Regions from separate parts of the Homo sapiens genome. Here region 2 is linked to region 1. Evidence: chromatin contacts called from ENCODE Hi-C or POLR2A ChIA-PET data. All regions are on one chromosome and are shown on one strand. Each heading gives the region's core, a stretch centred on a gene start or an enhancer-like site at or near the end of the contact. The rest is flanking DNA. Distances are from core to core; before and after follow the strand shown. Region 1 overlaps LINC02613 (long intergenic non-protein coding RNA 2613). Region 2 overlaps LINC02613 (long intergenic non-protein coding RNA 2613).

Region 1 (4,450 bases), core at 1,126-3,625:
TGCAAACCATGAAAGTGTGAGTTCTAACTCCACATTTCAGAGAGCTGATTAACCTCCTGAGCTGTGGTCTCCTTGTATGTAAAGTGCAGTTCACACCTCCAACAAATATCTGCTGAGCACCTACTGTATGTCGGACATTGTGCTAGGCACTAGCAACACAACTATGAGCCCTTCCTGACCCTCAGGGATTGGTAAACTACGGCCAGGGACTGTCTCTGCACCCAACAAGTTAAAAATGTTTTTCATATTTTTGGATTTGTGAAAAAAATCAAAAAGAATGTTTTGTAATTTGTGAAAATGTATATAAAATTCCAGTGTCAGAGTCCATAAATCATCTGTTATTTGAATACAGTCACATTCGTTAGTCTATGCATTGTCAATGGCTGCTTCCAGACCACAGTGGCAGAGCTGAGCAGTTGTAACAGAGACCATATGGCCCCCAAGGCCAAAAGTACTTACTATCTGGCTCTTTACAGAAAAAAAAATTTTTAAAATTGGCTGACCCTTGGACCAAAGGAAAAAAAACAAGGTAATTGCAGATTCAGAAAAGTTCTATGACATTTAAAAGGTAGGGACCGGGTGCGGTGGTTCATGCCTGTAATCCTAGCACTTTGGGAGGCCGGGATGGGCGGATCACTTAAGGCCAGGAGTTCGAGACCAGCCCGGACAACATGGTGAAACTCCGTCTCTACTAAAAATATAAAAATTAGCCAGGCATGGTGGCACGTGCCTGTAGTCCCAGCTACTTGGGAGGCTGAGACAGGTGAATCGCTTGGACCCGGGAAGTGGAGGCTGCAGTGAGCTGAGATTGCACCACTGCACTTCAGCCTGGGCAACAGAGTGAGACTCCGTTTCAAAAGACAAAAAAGAAAAGAAAAGAAATTTAAAAGGTTGGGGGGCGGGTGGAATTTTTCAAGGCTGTTATGAAGGTGGCAATTAAAGCGCCTAGAGAGGACACTCTGTTAACTTCCACAACTGGAGTATTTGCAGGTCCTACTGGCCCAACCTGGTACCAACCAGTTGAAAATAATGGGTGTGTCCAGAACGTCACTGGTTCCTGACCTCCGATCCCACTCAAGTCCTGCGGATGCTCTGCGCTGCGCTCTCAGGCTGCCCTCTGGGGATACACCTGTGTGCACGCCAAGGGTGCTGCTTCCACTACACCAGTGGTGTAGGTGCCAACATGGAGTTACACCTCTGCTGCCCTCACACTCACAGAGATGCTTTGCTGCACAGCGGGGTGAGGACAATGACCCTCTCCTCCACTCAGTATCCCTGAAGTTACTTTGGAACCTAAGCAGATAGCTGTGGCCTCTGTCTCCCTGACGCCCTGCGGAAATGGCTCCTTTAGTCCTTCCCTGCTGCCACCTGCCACTGGACTGGAAGACAAGGTCAGGGATTGGCACTGCATTTTTTCTATGCAAAATTCTTCCCCCGCTTCCTCTCTTCCTATGTTGTCTTCCCCCTCTCCTTCTCCCATGTAAATGCCCCATGTAAATAGATGCCTGTATGGACTAACGAAGCAGTGTCCTCTGGCTGTGTAATCTGCTGTATAATTCATATGATATGACATTATCAGCATTTCCTAATCTCCCTCTTAGTTGGCCACCCAGCCCCTTATCTTTATCCTACCCCAACTCCCTCACCCAGAGATACACAGTCCAGTATTTGTTGATTTGAATTGACGGAACTTGGGGCCCGGCAGTTCAGGCAGTCAGTCCCAGTCTCCTTGGCCCCTTCGAGTCATCAGACGGGACCCAGGCAGATCTGTGAGTGCATCAGTCCTGGACCAGTCTCTAGGTGCTCAGCGTGCTGCGGGAGATCTGGGTGTCTGGGGAGGGACCACACAGCAGGATCAGAACCTTGAAGGAGGCTCCTGCCCCTGGTGGCCTGCAGGGCATGCTGGCCTGCCCTGAGCTTCTGCTTGTGGCCCCGACATCCTGCCACTTCTTGCCTGTCTCTCTGCATAGGCTCTGACTGGGGTATCATGCTGTGAAGGGTCCACCAGGCCCTGTGCCACCAACTAGGCCTTCTCACAACCATTACTTAAGCTTACCTGAACTTCACATGCCCCCTGGACCTTGCACCTGTGTGTCCAGGCTGGGTCAGCACCTTGCATTGTTCTCTCCTCACCCCTGCTTGAGCTTCCTACCCCTAACTTAAAAAAAAAAAAATCTTCAGCTACCTTCTTTAGCCCAGAAACTCTCCTCAGCTTGCATGAGAGAGGGGTTAGGCACAGAACAACCCTGTTGTTCTGATGGGTTAACTTCAGTCTTTCCCAGGCCAGCTTCCTCCCCTTACTCTGAGGGGCCTGTGCCACCAAGGTCCCAGCGTGGCTCAAGGCTCAAGCTCACTTAACCACCATAGCAGCTGGTATCACCGCTTGGCTCCCTCTACTGGAGCAGAACAAAAGTTAGGGAGACAGGTGGAAGGGGCAACTATTAACACACATTGCACTATCTCTCGGTGGGCTCAGAAACTGGGGTAGGCCCAAACTAATGGGACAAGGCATCCAGTTACCATTAGGTGGAAAGACAGGCGGTGGCAGTGGGAGGATGACAGGCCAGTCCAGCGCCCTTCAGCAGGGCAATGTCTATATTCTTCATTTATATACCATTTGTTCTTTTTTTGTTTTGTTTTGTTTTTGTTTGTTGTTTGTTTGTTTGTTTGTTTTTGAGACCAAGTCTCACTCTGTTGCCCAGGCTGGAGTGCAGTGGTGCGATCTCAGCTCACTGCAACCTCCACCTCCCAGGTTCAAGTGATTCTCCTGCCTCAGTCTCCTGAGTAGCTGGGATTACAGGCGCCCACCACCACGCCTGGCTAATTTTTGTATTTTTAGTAGAGACGGAGTTTCACCATGTTGGTCAGGCTGGCCTCGAACTCCTGGCCTCGTGATCCGCCCACCTCGGCCTCCCAAAATGCTGGGATTACAGGTGTGAGCCACCGCACCTGGCCATCTCTGTTCTTTTAAGGAGGCAAGAAAGTAAGAACAAAGGGACAGAAGAAAATGTACACACAGGACTGCCAAGCAATCCTTCTCTGCTTCTCCTTCCAAGCATGTGATGTGTCCAACTCCCTCATCTCTCTGTCCCTGCTAACCAGGATAGGATTATTTTAAGTAGGTGAAAAATGTCTTTGACCATGTAAGGCCTCCTGAAACTCTAAAACCTGTTTTGTAAGAGTCTGTGCTCATTTTAATTTAATTAGCAAACTTGGAATTGCTCACACTGCTTTCTGATTCTGCAAGATTCATGAAAATGTATGCAAAATGTTATGGGGAATTGGTAAACTATGGTACTCTGTGTCTGTACAGCAATGCCCTTAAAAAGCAAGCTATCTGAGGCTGGTGATCAGGCAAGCTTCAGAACAATTCTCCCACTGGGTGGGAAGTTGGATGGGTGGCTTCCAAGGTTGCTTCTAACTCCAAGATGTTACGACACTAAGGTTAATGGACACTGAAATGCAGGCCAAGAAAAACCATCTAACGTGAGGGGTTAAAAAAAGACTTGACAATGTTTTTTACCCAGAACACGGTGAGCTGAAACATTTCCAGCTAGGGCTGTCAACAAAGAATGTGTTTGCAAAACATTCAGAAATTAAAGTAAACTTCAGCAGGCAAATGATAAACCTTCCCTAAAAAGGTAATCACATGGTGAGTGACCAGATTTTGGATGTGGTCCAAAATGCTTTCACATTTTTAACTCCAAATGGGCTGGGGCACTTGCTTTGAGGGTCAAAAACATGAGAAGTTAGGATAATTGCCTCCTACTCAGCAGGCAGCCGTGGGAAAGCTGTGAGAAATAAAGTACCTGGTGGCGACTCCGAAAAGCCAGCCAACCCCTGAGGATTGTGGTGCAGGAAGAAAGGGGCATAGAGTGGGCACACAGCGGTCCCAGAGCCATAGGAAAAGGAGGTCCCGGGGATACCAGGGCACCCCTCAGTCCAGCTGCCGATGCCCTGGCCAGGGGGCAGTGTGGGTTGCTTTGCCATCCTCCTTTCTCCCGGATGCTATTCCAGCCAGTACAGCACCACATCTGGAAAAGTCCTCATTCCATTGAGGCTCAGACTCTTCAACCACATCAAACTCTACCTTTTATTGGGGTGTGGAGGAGCTTTGGTTTTGGCTATATCTGCTTTACAATTTTTTTTCATTGTGAAATAGATCATATTACAAAAGAATGTGCATAACGTATATGTCCAGCTTAAAGAATAATAATAAAAACCAGATACACATATCCACACCACCCAGCTTAAGGAATTGAACATTGCCAATACCATGAAGCTCACTCCATGCCCACCCTTCCCAATTGTCTTGCTCTCCCTTCCCAAACCCTGGGGCAAGCCACTGACCTGACACAGGTGTTACTCATTCCCTGGCTTTCCTTTATAGTTTTAATCCATTTGTTGTGGATCCCTAACCAATATACTGCTTAGTGGTGCCTTTTGTGAA
Region 2 (4,915 bases), core at 1,401-3,900, 34 kb after region 1:
ACACAGCAGTGACCAGTTCCTAATATTTGCTCAGATGACACAAAAGTCTTTGTCCTTGAAGCAGATCCCAAGCTAAACCTTGGACTCTGTCACCCCGGCTTCCACAGATGCTTGCTTCATAAGTCCTAAGGTAAGAAATAGCACAGCTCCATCCTCCAGCCTTACCACGAACGGATGCCAATGTGCAATCTCAGGAAGCTTCTGTGTTAGGAAGATGCTGCCGGAGCACTTGCAGTGAGTGACCCGGATCATGCAGGCCCTGTCAGATGACTTATGTCACTTTCCTCAAGGAGAAAATTACACTCTTTATACTTGGCTGAGGGGAGGAGGCATTGAGGTTTTCTTTGTGGAGGTAAAAAAAAAAAAAAAAAAAAAAGTTTTGCAGATTTTGCCTTTTTTAACCTCAAAAATATTTTTAAATGTAAGATGTTTTCTGAGGTAGAGTCTACGTGAGGTGTGACACTGTAATTGTGAATCCCACCATCCAGCTAAGCTAAGGCCTATGGAGCATAATTCACTCTTTCCTTCAGCAAATATTTGAACAGTGTAAAACTAAAACAGCCCATTCATTAAGCAATGTGCAAGGTTCTCCCGCTGAAATATCCTGGAGTCATAAGATTTGATCGCTGGGCTGCAGCAGTCAGTCTGATTAAGACCTTCAGAGACCATGAAGACAGGACCCATTAAGGAACCTCACCCCAAATTAAAGACAACACCAAATTGCATTTTTTTTAAGCATAAAGGAAGGAAATCAAGGATCTGATTTTTCCTAAAATGAATGTTTCAGTAACAAATAATCTCCACCTCTCCCATCTTCCACCCCCACTTATTCCCATCCCTCCACCCTCTCTCCACCACAATGCTCATCCACCAGAGGAAAGTGGGGGTGGGGCAGGGGTTGCACTTGAGTGACAGATGTGAGGTTATGGCTAGAAAGTGAGAGCTTAACCCCAGGGGAGAGAGTGACTTCCTCTCACAGCAAAGTGGTCTAAAGTAGGCCAAGGCAGCTGGTTGGGCGAGGAATGAGAATTCTCAAGAGGAGATGAAATTGATGCTGTAATCTCAGAGTGGGGAAGACGTAGCGGACTTTAACTCAGGAAGTTTCCATGAAAGAATTGAGAGCCTATGAGAGAGAAATACTGGAGTGAAATCAAAAGAGTTGACATGAAGGCCATGCAGAAAATTATCTTGATTCTTCCAGGAAACTAAGGACAAAAGCAATAATTCAGTTTCCGCAGAGAAATGTGTGTTCTTGGGGAAGAGTGGAGGAAATCACTCAAGGAGAAATATTGGCTTTTAAAGTCACTAGACTTAAAGACAGGGTTGGGGTCATGGAAGGGAACAGAAAACTAGAAAGGCTTGGAAATAACTTGGTGATATTTTTGGTTGATACAAGCTGAACTTTCTTTTTCTTTTTTTTTTTTTTGAGATCGAGTTTCATTCTGTTGCCCGGGCTGGAGTGCAGTGGCGTGACTTTGGCTCACTGCAACCTCCATCTCCCGGGTTCAATCAGTTCTCCTGTCTCAGCCTCCTAAGTAGCTGGGACTACAGGCACACACCACCATGCCTGGCTAATTTTTTTTTTTTTTTTTTTTTTTTGTATTTTTAGTAGAGACAGGGTTTCACCATATTGGTCAGGCTGGTCTCGAACTCCTGGCCTCAGGTGATCCACCCGCCTCAGCCTCCCAAAGTGCTGGGATTACAGGCGTGAGCCACCCCCGCCCCAGCCTATACAAGCTGAACTTTCTAAACTCTAAATCCCATAGTCTTTGGTGGACTGCATCCTAGATTCACCTTTCCTTAGCTGTGTACCAAGAGTTTGGATGCAGTAGGCACTGTGGGGAAGGGGCACTGTAGGAGCCACAAAGCGGAAAGGGTGTGAATCCCAGGGTACCCTTTGGAAAAGCCGTTGGGAGAGGGTGACCTACCCTACCACACAAGGGACAATGTAAAGTATCTGCAGGCTTCTGCTTGTGACTGCCCTGAGGCCCGGTTTTCACATAGCAGCTTTTCTGTCTATTTGTTTTACGTATTTCTCTCTAAATAAGTTTCTTTAGCTGTTTAAAAAAAAAAAAAAAAAAAAAAAAAGACAGTTCTCAAAGCAAGGTTCCCTGGACCAACAACATCAGCATCACTGGGGATCTCAGAACCTGACCCAGTGGTCTGCCCGGCCCAGACCTACAGAAGCAGAATCTGTAGGGGTAGGGCCAGCAATCTGTATTTTAATAAGCCCTTCTTGCGATCTCGTTTGAGAACCACTTGTTTAGCAAAACGGCAGGCCCATTGAGCTATCAGAGTCTTAAATATTTCACCCTTGTGCTATTTATGGGTCTATTTTTGGCTTTTGTATTTAAACTGCCTTTGCAGAAATGCACAAGGTTTCTGTGCCATAGAACTCAATGTTTCCGGGGTTATTATGCATATTACTGAATCCACAATTTTAACCTTGGGGGTGAGGAGGAGGTACAGCAGGGCCAGCATGTAATTTGATCAACTCAGTCTTCCTTCTTTTTCTAGGTTGAGGGGAGTGCAAAACAGTACACAGAGATGTGGGGAGGGGGGCTCCGGCTGCATTTGACTTCCCCTGAGCTGTGTGTCTGAGGCAACTGAGAAGTACCCTTAAGACCTACACCAGCTGGCTCTTGCCTTTGGAAACAAGTGCTCAGAGGCCGGCATGTGATCCGCCAGCAGCAGCTAGGTTGCTCACATGCTTTCCATCTCCTTTTCCTTTCCAAATTCAATTATCTTGCATTTCTCAACCCTGAGTCTCCTCCCTAACCCCAGGAAAAATGGGATTTTAGAGCCCTGGAGACTCAGTTATGCAGTTATCCCTTAGCCTCCTCGCTCCTCCCAGCCAAACATTCCAACTAGCACTCTCCCTAACTGGATTCCAGACCTGCCAAGACATTCCAGGACAGAGGCGATTCCTTCCTGCTGGCTGCCTGGCTCAGGTTGTCGAGCCAGATATGTGAGGCCAAGCACAGGTATCTGTTAGAGAGGCCAAGAGATGCGTGATCCCTGCAACCTCTGGTGCAGAGGAGCAGGCAACCGGGGCTTGTGCAAAGCTTGGAGACAGCGAGGAGCAGGAGAAGACTGCGTGTTATGTAAGGGAAGCATGTGGGTTGCGTGCTGCTATTCACCTGTTGCTAATTAGTACACTGCCTGTCAGGACTCAGGCGAGGAAAACATCTTCCTCCGACGCACGCTCACCTCGCTGTCAGAGTGAAGACATAATGATCCAGTCTAGAAGGGTTCTGTCCAACAGAAAAATTTATTGAACCACGTGGTATGTTAGGTGCTGAAGATACGAGATGAATAAACCAGGGTCCCTGCTCACAAGGAATTTGTGATCAAGAAGAGAGACGAAAACAAGTAAACAGTTGTGTACAATCCATGTGATAGAGAAAGCAAAACTACCTTTGGTGTACAAAAATCCTACACTGCTTTGAAAGTTGAGTCAGGCCAACTCAGAGGTCCCTTCTAGAAGTGCGTTCTAGGCAGGGAGAACAGTAAGTGCAAAAGTTGGGGAGTGGGCCTGGGGTTCTCAAATCCTGAAATGGCAAAATTAAGCTAAGGTTGCTATGCCAGGTACAGAGTCAGGAAGGCTGCTTCCTCTGGACGGGGCCAGCAACAAGACTCAAAATGTGAGTAGGAGAACCCAAGGAAAAAGTAGGTAGGAACAGGTCAAGACATGGACAGAGAAGGGTGGGGAGAAGTGGCGTGCAGGGAGATTGCTGGGATCATGAGCTAGCACTGAGGCTTGTCTTTGTGAGCCTCTGCAGAGGACGCTTGGGAGCAGGAGCCTAGCATAGAAGGCAGGGTCAGGTGCTGGGCACAGTGGCTCATGACTGTAATCCCAGCACTTTGGGAGGCTGAGGTGGGTGGATCACAAGGTCAGGAGTTCGAGACCAGCCTGGCCAATATGGTGAAACCCCGTCTCTACTGAAACTACAGAAATTAGCCAGGAGTGGTGGCATGCACCTGTAATCCCAGCTACTTGGGAGGCTGAGGCAGGAGAATCACTTGAACCTGGGAGGCAGAGGAGGTTGCAGTGAGCCGAGATCATGCCACTGCACTCCAGCCTGGGCAACAGAGCAAGACTCCGTCTCAAAAAAAAAAAAAAAAAAAAAAGAAAGAAAGAAAGAAAGCAGGGTCACAAGAGAGGCAACTGGAGTCCAGAAACAGTTTAAATCCCCCCCTCAATGGCGTTCTGTATTCGGGAAGGCACTAGCAGGAATGAGAGGGATAGTCCAGGAGTGGAGAACCGAAATCTGCCCATTTGTACACAAGATAAAGTTTTGAAAAAACACCAGGGAGCAAAGAATATACAAGGGTTGAAAAGTTTACAAAGCAAAAAACAATCCCGCAGAGGCATGTTTTGCTCTATTTCCCGACCTACAAAGAGATCTTCCCTCAAATGTCAGGCTCTGGCCCCAGCTCTCTTTTCCTCTCAATGTCACTCTCATGGCCCCACCACCTGGGCTGTGACTTCAATGACCATGAACACCCTCAGCCTCCAGACCAGCCCCTGTCCCAACAGACAAGTGCTTACTGGACACCTTCACCTTGAACTCCCATGGACACTGCAACCCCAACATGTCCAAAAGTGAATATGCCATCACCAGCCCTCCCCGCCATCCCCTCGCCATTGGGCCCTAGCTCAGGGAATGGTACCTCAATTCACCTTAATGCCTGACCCAGAAATCCAAGGAGGCCTTTCTCTCATCTCCTCCTTCTAATCAAATTATTTCCTAAACCACTCTGGAGCCTATTCACCTCGTATAGTTTGCTATTGCTGCTGTAACAAACTGCCACAAACTTAGTGCATTAAAACAACACAAGTTTATTATCTTATAGTTCTGAAGGTCAAAACTCCTACAATCAAGATGTCAGCAGGGCTGTGGTCCTTCTGGAG

What was found. A loop is a pair of places that touch in the nucleus more often than their neighbours do. ChIA-PET counts read pairs that join two places held with the same protein, here RNA polymerase II (POLR2A). Pooled maps may share reads with other maps.
Region 2: a map of esophagus muscularis mucosa shows a loop between it and region 1 (6-fold over the local background). The contact joins two enhancer-like sites. A Hi-C loop is called at or near these places in 9 of 168 maps with a recorded cell type or tissue (HepG2, MCF 10A, OCI-LY7 and 6 more), 5 of 37 single-sample maps with no recorded cell type and 14 of 50 pooled maps. POLR2A ChIA-PET finds 5 or more read pairs at or near these places in 8 of 52 experiments (GM12878, HEK293, HepG2 and 5 more).

What each region holds. Positions count from the first base shown.
Region 1 is chr2:38,463,556-38,468,005 of GRCh38, forward strand. The region is part of intron 4 of LINC02613 (long intergenic non-protein coding RNA 2613); the gene reads right to left. Among named protein-coding and RNA genes, the nearest start is that of LINC01883, 34 kb to the left of the region's middle. Within about 2 kb of position 2,376, at least 8 of the 41 ENCODE cell types and tissues checked have a DNase peak (open chromatin) inside an H3K27ac peak, as active enhancers do.
Region 2 is chr2:38,497,339-38,502,253 of GRCh38, forward strand. All of the region lies in intron 1 of LINC02613 (long intergenic non-protein coding RNA 2613), which reads right to left. Among named protein-coding and RNA genes, the nearest start is that of LINC02613, 16 kb to the right of the region's middle. Within about 2 kb of position 2,651, at least 10 of the 41 ENCODE cell types and tissues checked have a DNase peak (open chromatin) inside an H3K27ac peak, as active enhancers do.